Regions from separate parts of the Homo sapiens genome. Here region 2 is linked to region 1. The links are chromatin contacts, found by Hi-C or POLR2A ChIA-PET in ENCODE. All regions are on one chromosome and are shown on one strand. The core of a region is the stretch at or near the end of the contact, and the rest is flanking DNA. Distances in the headings are between cores, read along the strand shown.

Region 1 (7,227 bases), core at 3,070-5,569:
ACAGGATGTGGGGAATAGAGGAGAGAGTAGAGAGTGTCAAATAACAGAGTGATACCCACGAGGAAAGAGTACCAAATACATGGGGAGCGCCCGTTTGCAGAATGGCACAGGAGAGTTGGCTAAATACACATAACTTACACTTGAAGGCTTAATTGCTTGGAAATTTTTAAAATATTTTGTTTTATAAATGTATATATTTGGAACTTAGGCTACTTGGTAGCTTTGCAGTGGTTCACCTGGTGAAATATGGCTTCTCAATCTGTTTGTTCAAAACAGATTTAATAGATAGGGTTTTTTTCCCTCCTCCCTGCCTGCTCCCTGCAGGACAGCTGATTTACAAGAGGCAATCTCCTTCATATGATACTCATTAATTAATTTATTTACCTAACCCCTTCATTTTCTCTCACCTTCCTCTCCAGTGTTGCTTCCTTAGTTTCTCTTTATCACATTACCATTAAAAATATTTACCTAAAAGTCTCTTTCTCTCTCTCAAGTTAGCTTCAGAAAAGGAGAGCTGGCCGCCTGTTTTCACCCATATCTTCAGTGCCTAGAATAGTGTCTGGCAGACAGTAGGTACTCAATGAATATTGATGATAAAACTTAGTTCATGAAGAAGTTCTAGACAGGACTATGAGTAAAACATCTTGGTTCATTTGATTGTTCATCTGTTCATTCATTCACTGTCTCTCATGTATCTATTGAAGACATAGTCTGTGCTAAGGACTGTAGTACTAGGTACTGGGCATATAATCCTCCTCTAAAGGACTTTACAAATAGATAAAAACATCTTCTTTTGGTACAATCTCTTCATTTAAATAAAAGACTAATGAAAATTAGATTTAGAATGTTTCATTACAAATTTTAGAGTCCTCCAAACTATTGATTAAAACAATACATAAATGTTTCCCTTCCAGTTTAAATTAAATCAGAAAGCTTGTGTGGGCTGTTCTCCTTGCCTGGTTTAGACTGGAAGACCCCAGCTGTAGGGAAGATGCTTTCCTCAAACCATGGGCAGGCAGAGCTTTCCTGCCAGCGAGCAAGTTGGCATGCTGGTGTTTGAGTGGCAGTCCATTAGTTGGCATCACCACCTAGTGCAATCTCTAAAAAATAGCAATCTTTGTCCTTGAAAATGAAAATACTTTGGTTTTAAAAATATGTTTCTGTTTTTAATGAATCCAAGACTTGAGTTAATTTAAAGGCACTCACATTTCCCTTTGCTGATGGCGACACCTAAAACGTTCATGCCCATGCACAAAAGGGTATTCCATTTGGAGTTCTCTTACATTGACTCAATTCCCTATTTGTAATACACAACATGGCCACCATTGGGCAACAAAATAACTTTATTAAAGCAAAGAAAAACTGTGGGTTACTGTGTTACATGCTCTTTCAGAATTGTAAAGTTTCCCTGAAGTAGATATATCACAGTAATCCATGGCCTCTTTGTGGCCTACGGTCTGCCAAAATTACTGAAGATGTCCCAGCATCACAGCACGGACCTGTGGAGAGGAACTTTATAGCATTCTGGCCCAATCTCTGCTTTTTGTAGAGGGTTCTGAGGAGTTTCGGTGAACTGAGCTTACTAACCAGGGGTCACAGAGCTAATTGATGGGAGTCCAGGCTTGATTCCATTCTTCTAACATCCAGTCCAGTGTTGCCCAAAATGTGATCTACTGACAACTTACGTCATGATTGGCAGGGTTACTCAGCAAAAATGATTCCTGGCCCCCAGCAGAATCAAAATTATTGAGGGTTCAGTCCAGGGATTTGCGTTTCAATAAGTTCCTCAGTGGTTCTTATGGACACTAAAATTTGGGCTTTTTACCAATAAGCCTTAAGACCCCATTTCCAGGGAAAGCTATGTGCTAAATAGTTCTTCCAGAATGCTTGCCCAAGAGAATGACTTGCCTTCATATTTGCTCTGCTGTGTATATTGACAGTATAAACCATTTCAAGATGAGCTTTAAGGATGAGTAAAAACATACGCTAAATTAGGAGCTGAAATCTTTAATTTAGAGATACTTTTTCCATAGTCTGAGAGTAGGAAAATTTTCATCTGAAGGTTGTTTATTCAGTGGATGAATCAAAAATTGTTGATAAAGTCTAAAAAAGGTAAATATGATTCTTTAAAATTTTGAATTGAGTGTAATGGAGCTTGAATTGATATTTAGTATGTTCTATTTACTTGTGTTTTCATAAAAACCTTGCTGGATGAATATTCAGGGTGCCAATAAATTTGTTACCTGTTTGGCCATAGGAACTGGGCAGAGGGAAGTTATGGGAAGACTTTTCAGTGAATATTTTCTATGCTTCTTGATTTTTGAACCCTTTGAATATATTGCCTATTCACAAATTTTTAAATAATATAAATGTTTAAAGCATTAACATTCATTGTAGGGCCTTAGTAGGTGATTGCTCTGACTCTGCCCAGGCTACAAAAACACATACTCTAGAATCTAGGTGTCCCTGTAGCAGAAGGTAATGAACATTTCCAAAGGGCAGAGCCAGGAAGGGAAAGACTGCACATTCAGCTAGTTTTAAGGAAATCACTAATTGGCTTGAAAAGACAAGTCATTTTGTTTTAGCACTTATACTCATTATTTTAAAGCCCCTCCCTGACAGACCACTCATCACTGGGGTTTTGGGTGACCTTGGGCAAATCACTCAACCCTCTTGAGACTTTGTTTTCTAGTCTGTAATAATACTGATGAAAACTCCCTGTATTTCAGTTGGCTGACGATTTCTGAATACATTACTTAGTTTTCACAACAACTCTGGGGGTTGGGTAGTATGGCATGATCCCTATTGTTCAGATGAGGAAATTATGACCCAGAGAGGTTATATGGTTTAGAGAGGGTCACACAGGGGTGGGACATCTAACTTCCAGTACTGGGCTCTTTCCACTGTGGCATGCAGGGGACGTGGATTAGGCAATTTCCAGGGCCTCTTCTGGCATCCAAGTCCTTGAGTATATGAGCTATTTGGGGCTCCGTCAACATTTGTTGAAGTCTTTTGGAAAAATCCAAAGGAAATTGAAGCCATGGGTTTGCAATTTTAGAAGCTCGCATTGTAATTAGAGTATCAAAATGTGCTCATACGAAGACAACCGAGGAATACTTACAAAGCCAACACATACCAAGTTATGCAAATTACAAATATACCAGATCTCATATCACATAGCACAAACTCTGCACCTAACTACCAAGGGGATGGGGAATCCCAAACCTCAGAGAATAACATTTGACTCTCTCATCCTCTCCTAAATGATACTAGCAACTGCTCTTTGAGCACCCAGTAAGGCAAGCATTTGTTACGTATTATCACATTTAATCCTTACCACATCCTCTGAGGCAGGTATTATTATCCCAATTTTATAGGATAAGGAAACAAGACTTAGAGATTAAGTGATTTGAATAAGGCTTGTAGGTGGTAAAGCCCATCACCAACCAGGGTCCTTATTATTATTGTTATTTTTATTGCTATCTCCTACAGGAAAGTTAGGATCCTTTATTGATTTAAGGTGTGTGCGCTTTGTCTCATGCCTGGCTCGTCTTCTTGTCTAAGAGTACACGTAGCGTGGTTTCAGATAAGGGTATGTTGAAGAGAAAACTTAACGTACCTCTGCCAATACCCAGGGTGAGCCTGATTTCATGCAGTAGCAATTTGAGTCGCCTTTAGTGGGCCCATGAGTAAAGGAGGCCCATGAATTCTGCCTTCTTGCCTCAAAACTCTTTATTATGTGAGCCTGGCTTCTCCTGTGTAGCATCTGTTACTTCGTTTTGCCTTCCACATGTACTAAGTAGAAATAGACAAACTTAACTCTTGCAGATAATAGATGACTGAAAACAGATGATGGGCACACAAAACAGGCTTTGTCTCCATAGGATTTTGTTGGTAAAATACTTCGTCTTTCACTTCAATATATTTTGTTCATTGTTTTGCTGCTGCTTAGATATGAAAACTTTCCTCTATCGTCCTAATCTTCTGATATGCCATCATCTCTTTCAACCTCTTTTCCGATGCCAGAGTGAATCCAGTCTGCCCTTGAATACTGTAGAAACCTCTTGGCAGTTGTTAACAAGCCTTAGCATTTACTCAGTCATTCTGGGAAGAGAGGGGAATTTACACTGTTTCCTTAGTTCACATAGACACAGGCGAGGTAAGTAGCCTGGCTGGGTTGGCAGAGGTTCTTGAGGATTGTAAAAACTGTGCTTTGCTCCGGACCCTGGCTCCTCACAGAGGTCTGCCTGCTTGTCCTTGGTCTGTGTCCTCCGCAGGCCTTTTACTTGAGTCAGACTCCTCTAATGAGAGAGTTCTTGGGTTTCAGTCTGGGGGAATCCAGCCTCCACCCGCCAGACTTCCTGGAGAGCTCTCTGCTGATGCTGAAAGTGCCTGGAGCCTTGAGGATTGGATCAAGCTCCCTTTCGAAGGGGTCTCAAAATTCTTTAGACATAATATATTTGTGGCTACAATTTGTTAAGAAAGGAAACAGGCTGTACTAGCCAATAAATTGTCAAAGGAGCACATACCTAAGATAGAGAGAATGGTTTGCAGCACACAACGCTCTCACTCCCTTTTCTAGTGCTCTGTATTCAGTATTTACACTAACTTTTAGTAGCAGCTGATTTCTAAGAAGACTTCTGGCTTCTGCTCTTTGCATTGACCAAAACTCTTGGGGCATGTGTTGAGTGAGGGAATACCTTTTTATTCACCTGCTTCCTAGTCTGAACTTTCAGATAATCGGCACTTCTTGTTCCCAGTGTGAATCCAAAGAGCTGAAACAGCTTTCTTTGTGGGAAATCAGGTAAGTGGGATTTCTCTACAGGGATGCAGATGCAGATCTGAATGCATGTACAGTGCTCCATAGCTCACTGACTAAGCTTTAACCAGCAAGTCAGAGCTATACAGCACCTATAGGTACTCCCACGATACTTCAAAAATTTTCATGGAATTATAAACATTGATTGTCAGAAAAACAGACCTAGTTATCTCATTTTGCAGGCTTTGCGTCTTTGAACACATTTGATATCCATTCCTACTAAATTTTCTCTCTGAATCTGATCTGTCTGCTATTCATATATTTCTGTTGTTTTATTAGTATGTGCTGTAGCCAGATATTTTGCTAATTTGTGTGCTTTTTCTTTGCTTTTTCATAATTCTGCCTAACTTCTTAGGTATAGAATTTCCAAAGCTAGTTGTTAGTGTGCCAAAACAGCCAAAACAGCTTTAACAAAAAAAACTATGCTTTGCTTGACTGGGCTGTAAGATGACTTAGATAATTTATGCTTCCCTTCACCATACTTGGGGGAGTACCTGTTTAGAAAGGGTTTTATATCCTGGCTTGGAATAGGTCTAATAATTTAAACCCTCTCTCCTGGAATTACCAAGGTCTAAAACTAAACCTTATGCTAATAATGTTGAAGTTGAAATGGTTTTCAAAATGATACCCAAGTGTTTATAATTTTTTATGTGCTGAACTGTTTTGTTTAGATAAACTGGAAGAAGATATTCTGGGATAGGAAATGGCTGAAGGAAACAAAGGTGTGTGCAGAGAAATACATGAAATGTGTTGTAGGATCAAAGATTTAACAGTTTATATGGAACAAGGAGACCTCAAATAGGGAGAGGGGAAATGGAGTTGGATGGTAACTTGGCCTGGCTGAGAGGACTTGGAGTGCTGATTATTATTTATGCCTAGCTTGTTTAAGAGTTTTTAAAAAATAGGAAACCACATGTGAATGGGAGTGGGGGAACCACTCTAACTTTTAACTTAGCCACATAGGAGAAGCCTACTTATTCAGACCTCAAGCCTTAGTCCTGGCAAATTCATCTCCTGGTGATGGCTTAATTATATTTCAGGCATAGTATTCAAGGTGAGTGTTAAGTTTTTATTTTTAAGTGAGAATCTTGCAAATGCAAGCATATCAACTGATAGCCAGTGTCTTAGGGCCCCTGCACAAACAGCTAAGTATGCTCAGAGAGCCCTACTGTGGAAAAGATGCCCTAGAGGAACACCCAGTCATCCTTTCCTTTAACCTTCATCTCATCGTTTTCTCTTCCCTTCCCCAACCTGGACCTATCTTGCCCAGCCTTCTCAATGAATACTTGGCATGAACTTCATTCACTCAACTTTGTCGCTGACACGCCCGTTGTACTGACAGAATCCTGGCTTGAATGGCGCTTGCTCAGCTGTGCTTTAGACAGACCCTTCTGGCTGACCTGGTTTAAACCTGGCTTTCTTGACGCCATCCTCAGCGTGTTCCAAGGTGAAAAAGGACTCTGCTGCCCCTTCTGTTGCTCCTCTGCAGGGGAAACCAGTTGCCACTTGGCACCAGGATGTATCAGGCCGGCATCCAGAGTAGTAACATGATTTAGTGAAAATAGTACTAGACCAGGAGGAAACTTGAGTCCTAGTGCTGGTTTGCTTTTCAGTGGCTGTGTGACCTTGGGCAAATCATTGCACCACCCCAATCTCAGTTTTTTTCATCTATGAAGTGACGAGCTGTTCTCTAAAAACCTTTCTGATCCTCAAAGTCAGGAATTCACATAGGTTACCAAATTCTTGAATGAATAGAGATTTGGGTTCTAAGTGCTTTTCTTTTCATCTACTGCACTGCCTTTTTACACAAAACAGGGGCCATCTCTATATTGTTTTGTAGTGTGCACTCAACTCCCCTCTCAATCTTGGGTTCAGGTACCAAAAAGACCTTCCTTCACCTGCACAGTTCACTACAAAGAAGGGCATTCGAAAAGTCTGTAAGTGGGCCAGGTGATTCAGGATGTTTCGCGTTACTTTAAGAAGCTTTTTCTTGAATTAAATCACTCTATTTTTAGCAACTCACTGGGTGATGCTTTTAAAAATATCACTGATAAAAAATATGTGCTTGAGACAATTACAGGTATTTCACATATAATATTTCACCCAAATCTTAACAACCTTAAATTCTCTCCGCTTGACACGTGAGGGGATTGAGGCTTACTGAGATTAAACAATGACACAGGGCTAAGAATGGGCAGGGTTGGAATTTAGGTCAGAACTTTCTGTGTCCACAGCCTGAATTCAACTCTGGCACTATGTTCACTATGAGGAGTAGCTGCCATTGCTGTAAGAATACCTGGCGTTTTGTGCAGGAGATCTCAGGGAACCCTTTTTGTTAGGTTTCAAAGAAAATGATTTCTAACTGCATTTCAGATGCCTGGAATTTATGCTGTGCCAAGCACTTTTCC
Region 2 (7,227 bases), core at 3,874-6,373, 44 kb before region 1:
AGTTGTGGCTTCCCTTGGTGCTGGTGGAACTCTCGACACTCGTCATTCAGCACCAGGGCAAAAAGAATGATTGGCTAGACAGCGTCAAAACAGTAGTTTTTCTAGACTTTAATTCCAGCCCTCTTTAGGACTGTTCTTTGCTATGTCAGTCTCTGAGGGTACAGATGGATTTTGAGCAATCCTAATTGTCATAAAGACCTATCATGGTTTACTGATGTATGAATTTACTCATTGTTCTAATATGTGTATACACACATTCAAATATATATTAGCTTGTAACACTGGGATTAATAAACTCTATAACTTTACATATATATTTGTCAGTTTGGGCTTCTATAACAAAATACTGTAGACTGGGTCATTTATAAACAATAAAAATGTATTTTTTTACAGTTCTAGAGGCTGGGAAGTCCAAGATCAAGAGGCCAGCAGATTACATGTCTGGTGAAGGCCTTCTCCTCCTAGATGGTGCTTTCTGTGTGTCCTCACATGGCAGAAGGGACAAACAGGTCTCCCAGGCCTTTTTTTTTTATAAGGATACTAATCCTTTCATGAGGGCTCTGCCTGCATAACTTAATCACCTCCCCAAAGGCCCCACTGCTCCATACTCTCCCATTAGGGACTAAGTTTCAACATATGAATTTTGTGGGGACACAAACATTTAGACAATAATATATATATATATATATATGTATATGTATGTGTATATATATAATTGTCTAATTATATATATAATTATATATGATACATGATAAAAGTTGTTTCCTATAGTTTATATTTTGTAATTTTGTATTTTCTATTTTGTAATTCCTACAGTTTATATTTTGTAATTTTGAAATCTTCTCATTCTGTTTTACTCTTTACACTTTAAGAATGCTAAAAATTAAACTTCATATTCTGAGATAATTGTAGATTTACAAACAGTTGCCTTAGTCTGTTTTCTGCTGCTATAACAGTATACCACAGACTGGATAACTTATAAACAACAAAAGTTTATTTGGCTCGTGGTTCTGGAGGCTGGGAAGTCCAGAGCATGGCACCAATGTCTATAGAGGGCCATCCCATGGTGGAAGGCATCACATGGGGAGCAAGTATGAGAGACAGACAGAAAATGGGGCTGAACTCCCGAGATGACCAACCCACTCCTGAGATAATGGCATAAATCCATTTATGAGGGCAAAGCCCTCATGACCTTATCACGTCTTAAAGGTTCCACCTCTTAATACCATCACAATGATAATTAAATTTCAACATGAGTTTTGGAAGGAACATTCCAACCATGGCAGTTGTAAGAAATCAGAAATATCCTGGGTATTCTTTATTTAGTTTTCCCCATTGTGACATCTTGCAAGACTATAGTACAAGAGCAGAACCAGGATATCACAAAATCAATACAGTTAAGATGCAGAACATTTCCATCACCACAAAGAGCGCTGATGTTACCCTTTTATTGTCATTTTCTTCCCGACATAATTCTCTCTTTAATTCTGACAACCACTAATCTGTTCTACATTTCTATAATTTTTTCATTTCACAAATGTTATATAAATGGAATCACAGAATATGTAACCTTTTGGAAGTGGCTTTTTTCACTCATCAGAATTCTCTGGAGAGTCATCTAGGTTGTTGCAGTATGAACAGCTTGTTATCTTTTATTGCTGAGTAGTAGTACATGCTATGGATGTACCACAAGTTTGTTTGGCCATTCACCTATTGAAGGGCATCTGAGTTGTCATCAGTTTTTTTTTCTTTATTATTTGAACTAAGCTGCTATGAACATTTGTGTACAAGTTTGTGGTGTGAACACAAATCTTATGTTCTCTGGGATAAATACACAGAAATGCAATTTCTAAGTTGTATGATAGTTTCATGTTTAGCATTTTAAGAACTGTCAAACTGTTTTTGGAGTCGCCGTATGTACCATTTTGCATTCTCACCAGCAGTGTATGAATGACCCAGTTTCTCTGCATCCTTACCAGCTTTTGGTGTTGTCTTTATTTTTTATTTTAGCTATTCTGATTGCTGTGTAGTCATCTCTTACTGTGGTTTCAATTTGCATTTCCCTATTGGATAGTGATGTCAAACATCTTTTTATGTGCTTATTGCCACCTGTATATCTTTTTCAGTGAAAGGTCTCTTTATATCTTTTGTCCAGATTCTTATTTTTCATTAAAATAATTTTTTTAGACGGGGTCTTACTCTGTCACCCAGGTTGGAGTACAGTGGTGCGATCTCAGCTCACTGCAACCTCCGTCTCCCAGGCTCAAGTTATCCTCCCACCTCAGCCTCTTGAGTAGCTGGGACTACAGGGGCACACCACCATGCCCCACTAAGTTTTTTGTATTTTTGGTAGAGACAGGGTTTTGCCATGCTGCCCAGGCTGGTCTTGAACTCCTGAGCTCAAGCAATCTGCATGCCTTGGGCTCCCAAAGTGTTGGGATTACAGGCATGAGCCACTGTGCCTGGCCTCTTTTGCCCAGATGCTAATTGAATTGTTTGTTATTTCATTGTTGAGTTTTGAGAATTCTTTGTATACTCTAAATACTAGCTGTTTATCAGATATGTTATTTGCAGGCATTTTATCACACTCTGTAGCTTGCTTTTTAATATTTTTAATGGGATCTTTCATAGAGCAAATGTTTTCAAATTTGAGTAAGTCTAACTTATCAGTTTTCCCTTTACTGGATCATGCTTTCATTGTCAAGTCTAGGAATGCTTTGTCTACTCCTAGATTCTGAAGATTTTCTCCAACTTTTTTCTGATGGTTTCATAGTTTTATTTTTATTTACTTATTCTTTGAGACAGGGTCTTGCTCTGCCACCCAGATGGGTAGGCAGATCTTCCCCACTTTATCCTTTTTTTGTTTTAGCTATTCTAGTTCTTTTCTGTAAAAACTGTAGATTAATCTTGTCTATATTTACAAAACCTTTTAGGATTTTGATAGGAATTGCATCAAACCTGTATATCAATTTGGGGCCCTTTACACTTTTCAAACCCCTTATAGTTTGATCACATTTTCTCATTTAATTTACTTCAATTCAATGAGAGTGTCAGCAGGACCAGTCGCAGACAAAACCTCTCGGACACCGGTTTTAGGAAGGGGCTTTAATCAGCTGGGAGCAAGAGTTTGGGGCATTTGTACTCCCAATGCAAATCTGAGCTCTAAGGGTGTAAGAAGGCCAGCAGAACAATTCTAGACCAGTGTGTTAGCAAGTTTGAGGGAGTATGGTGCAACCATCCTGAAAGTGTGGGGACATTCAGAGGAAGGGAAGGTGGTGCTTTAGCCAGTCTGGAAGAAGTCCTCCTTGAAAAAGCTTTTCAGGGAAGTGTGGGATTTATATGGACTGGGAGGAGAAGCATGCATGGAATCTACTCAGACTTGTCCTTAGAAATGGTTGAACTCTTTGCTTTCTACTCCACCCTTTATGGAAGCACCTTTATCACTACTGTCATTTAACTTGTCCTTCTCTACAGCTTTTCCAGCTTGGCTAGATTTTGTTTGTTTATTTGTTTGTTTGAGAATTTTAGTGAAGTTTCTCTTCCAAGCTGTGTGTCTTTAGGCATCCCCAGACATCTGTTCACTTAAGGGAAATGCCATTGCTGTTATCCCTCTAAATGAAAATTGTTTTTATCCTGCAGTGACTCTGATTGTCCCTGTGGACTCTTGTCTCAGGTGTAGAGTCCAGAAGTTAGTCTAGCTGTTTAATTTGTCTGTCTGTGCTTTTCCTAGTACCTAAATTAAAATCACATGTTCGTCATACAAATGCTTATGTGCAAATTGCTCCCAGTGTTCTTCCTGCCAGTTGTGCCTGCCAAGATGATGGCAGGTCTTTAGAATCATTCCAAACCTAATGCATCCCAAAGAAAATCATTACCTGAGGTATTGAGATCCAGGTGCCAGCCCTGCCTCTCTCTCATTCCCATAGCGTGCTCACATTGTTCTTTTCTGATGAATCATTTAAGAACTAATCTGTGCTGGGCTGTAATCTAAAGAAAATTTCTTCTGCTCTTTCTGGCCAATGCTGCCAAATGAAAGACGTTCAGTAAGTCACTGTTGAATGACTGAAATGACTGACTGACATCTGATATGAACACAAAATTAATTTGGGATCTTTTATGGATATGGGGAGATGGCAACATTTTCTGTTAGCTCTGGGTTATTGAGCCTTACATGAAACCCTTTACGGCTGTCTGCTCGTCTTCAAGGGCAGGTCCTCACTGGGACCCTAGGACACTCAGGGTTCACTGCATATGGCTGGATCTGTGCACTTTGATTCCCCTAGTGTTTTCAATTTCTAGTAAAATCTTAACACAGATTGAGTTTAGGAATATCTTCTGACTTGGGGTACTTAGTGCATCCAGTAAAGAATACAGCATCATTATGGGTGTAGGAGGAACCCCTAGGTTTCAGTTGGCTTTTTTAAGAGACGTAGAACTTGGTCTCCTAATTATGATACATCTAGAATTCTTGTTCAAATCAGTATAAATTTAGAATATGCATCAATGGCAGGACTGAATCCAAAATAAAACCAATTTCGGTATATATTCTCTGTAAACTATTTCCTGCGTGTACAGTGAAACTACGTATCTAGTTCTTTCACTTCCCCACAGAAATCCTGAGCGACTGCTCCCACCTTTATCGGAATGCTTTATTCCCCACTAAAGATCTAAGACTCACAACGAATACAGTTTCCCATGGTTAACACGGTGGCAAAGCAAGTGATTCAGAGCCTATTACCTGTGCTGAGCCTGCCTCCTCCTGGCTTCCCCCAAGGATTCATGCATATGGTTCCTTGATGTCTTCTTGTTTCACAAGTCTGAATGAGTGCTTTTATTTTTTAAAGAAAGAATATTTTATGCTGGAAAAGGTTTGCCTGAAAGACAGGGTAAAAAATATATATCAGGGAGATTTTTTATTATATTGCATTTAATTGTAAACTTACCATTCTTGCCAGAAAGAAGAATTCATTCTGATTTTCAACTTGAACAAATAATGTAAAGTCACTAAACTACTGTTAGCTTTTTTATCTCAAAGTAGTTAAATGGCTTTGTTGCTCATGTGGGAATGGAAATTAGCTCTTGGCATGAACTGCTTTAATTGAAATCAGTTTGAAGGCTGAGTTCCTATGCTGCTTGACAGATGACATCATTTCCTGTGCTTTTCCCAATCCTCACTGTTTTTCTAAGATAGGATGAAGCTAAGTTTAACTTCAAATTTAAAGCAACTATACACCTTTTCATGACCTACTTAGAATATTATTCAAAGTTTTCACTAAATCATTTTTTTTCTTTGTATACGTATAGACAGATTTTTAGTTAAAAAAGCATCTTGGCTGAGATGTTTTAACGGAATCATAAGAGCCTAAAATAACTGCAATCAGTTTCCGGGGTTGCTTGATTTCATTACTCCAACAAAGGAGTTATTTCTGCATTCATACATGGGGAAACAAAGATAAAAATATTTTTAATAGCAACCTACTTAGTAGGGCTGTATAAGTGCCTCGGACACAATGGACAACTTCTAAGTCTCAGTTTGGTCTTTGGGCATGGCTTTTGATGTCATCATCAGGCAGCATGAGTTAAGTAAATAAAAATTAATTTAGCACAGTTTTATACAGCACTTACATATAAAGCAAGGTGCTACTCTAGGCACTTAAGAGGTATTGCATAATTAATGCTCTCCCACTCCCCACTCTGAAGAAGTTTTTAAACAAATGAGATGGGGCAAAATAAGTAAAAATAGGCTGGATTATATAATATATGCTTCAAAAGAGAAATATGAAGTAATTGGAAAGGAGAGAGGGCTCACATTTGGTTTGGGAGATATCAGAAAAGATTAGCGGAAGGAAGCAATATTTGAAATGGGTTTTGGAGATAGATAGGATTTCAGGTTTGGGGGAGAACTGTGTGTGTGTTGTGTTGGGGTTTAGGAGTTAGGGGCAAGGAGACAAAGAGGCAGGTAAGAGAGAGGGTTCTACAGAGGGACTAGGACAAGGAAAGTGCCGGGTGTTTTGCATGGCACATAGTAGGCACTCAGAAATGTTCATTGAGTGAATGAATGACTGATAAGTAGATCAGGGGATGGAGTCATAGGACATAGTGGGCATGTGCCAAGGAGCCTCGAAAGATACCTGGGGCCATGCTGAGGGGACCGTGAATGTGGAGAGATGGAGGTGGCTCTAGTTCAGTAGAAACAGGCCTTTGATGGTGTTTCAGTGTGTGGCATGTTGTTGAAAAGGCATTTAACTTTCAACTCAACCTAACTTCTTTGTGCTGTAAAAGGAAGGGTATAGAAGATAGTGGGTTCTGCACTTTCCTTCCCTGTTGGCAGGCTGAGATTTGTGTAGCTCCTTATAAAAATTGTCCCTTTCTCCTGAAGTCAAGTAGCCACTTTTCAATACCGTGGCTGAGGATTCCTAACAAGGGGTAATGGACAGGGTGGCTGTTGGGAGGAATCTTCTATTTGCTCTGAAGAGAAGATTTGGCCCCTGTGCTTCAGGAAGAGTGAGCATAAACAGCAGATTTCTGCTTTTGTGTAGAAAGAAGATATTCTCTTCTCCTTAGCTAAAATTATCGAACCTTCTTCTCTGAGAATTTACTTCCACAACTTGGAGGACCAGACAGAATAAGCCAAACCTCCAAAGCCCAATCCTGGCCTCCATGTGTAGGCAGGTATCAACAAGGATTAGTGGTTAATTCAATCAAGCTTTGGACTAGGAAATAGCCTAGGATTTTGAAAGTGCTATTAGCATTCCTAAATTACTGACCTAGAGATAGCCTGAACACTGGAGAAATGAGAGCACTTGCCTGCGCTGTTGTCATTGCTCACTATGAGCCCGTGGCTGTCTTTTACTCCAGCTTCTCTGAGTGTCTCATTGTCTGGGGTCTAAGGCTGTCAGCCCATGGTCTTTCTACCCTGGGCCCCGAAATGAACACTTCTGTAGGTGAAAATGAGGATCTTATTTAGTTTGAGGTTACAGTTTAAACAAGCAGCTCTTTCTCAGGCAAATCCAGCTGTCCCTGTCGTCAGGCAGTGTTGTTATTAAATGTCTTTGTAGGTATTTTCTTTTTTCTCTATTCTGCCTCTAAAATTTCTTTTAACAAAATTCTTTGGAATTTGCTACTCTTAACTGTTCCCCTGTGCCATCTACCTGGGATTCTAAATCTTTTCACGGGAAAATTATTGCCATCATAATCTTGTCTCATATGGTTACTCAAGGCAATACT

The links. Hi-C counts contacts between places; a loop is a spot of excess contacts on that map. ChIA-PET counts read pairs that join two places held with the same protein, here RNA polymerase II (POLR2A). Pooled maps may share reads with other maps.
Region 2: a loop to region 1 is called in a map of aorta, with 1.9 times the contacts of the local background. The contact joins two enhancer-like sites. A Hi-C loop is called at or near these places in 6 of 168 maps with a recorded cell type or tissue (aorta, breast epithelium, endothelial cell of umbilical vein and 2 more), 1 of 37 single-sample maps with no recorded cell type and 6 of 50 pooled maps. POLR2A ChIA-PET finds 5 or more read pairs at or near these places in 1 of 52 experiments (GM12878).

The regions. Positions count from the first base shown.
Region 1 is chr15:48,556,508-48,563,734 of GRCh38, reverse strand. All of the region lies in intron 6 of FBN1 (fibrillin 1), which reads left to right. Among named protein-coding and RNA genes, the nearest start is that of FBN1, 86 kb to the left of the region's middle. Within about 2 kb of position 4,319, at least 11 of the 41 ENCODE cell types and tissues checked have a DNase peak (open chromatin) inside an H3K27ac peak, as active enhancers do.
Region 2 is chr15:48,600,832-48,608,058 of GRCh38, reverse strand. The region is part of intron 4 of FBN1 (fibrillin 1); the gene reads left to right. Among named protein-coding and RNA genes, the nearest start is that of FBN1, 41 kb to the left of the region's middle. Within about 2 kb of position 5,123, at least 2 of the 41 ENCODE cell types and tissues checked have a DNase peak (open chromatin) inside an H3K27ac peak, as active enhancers do.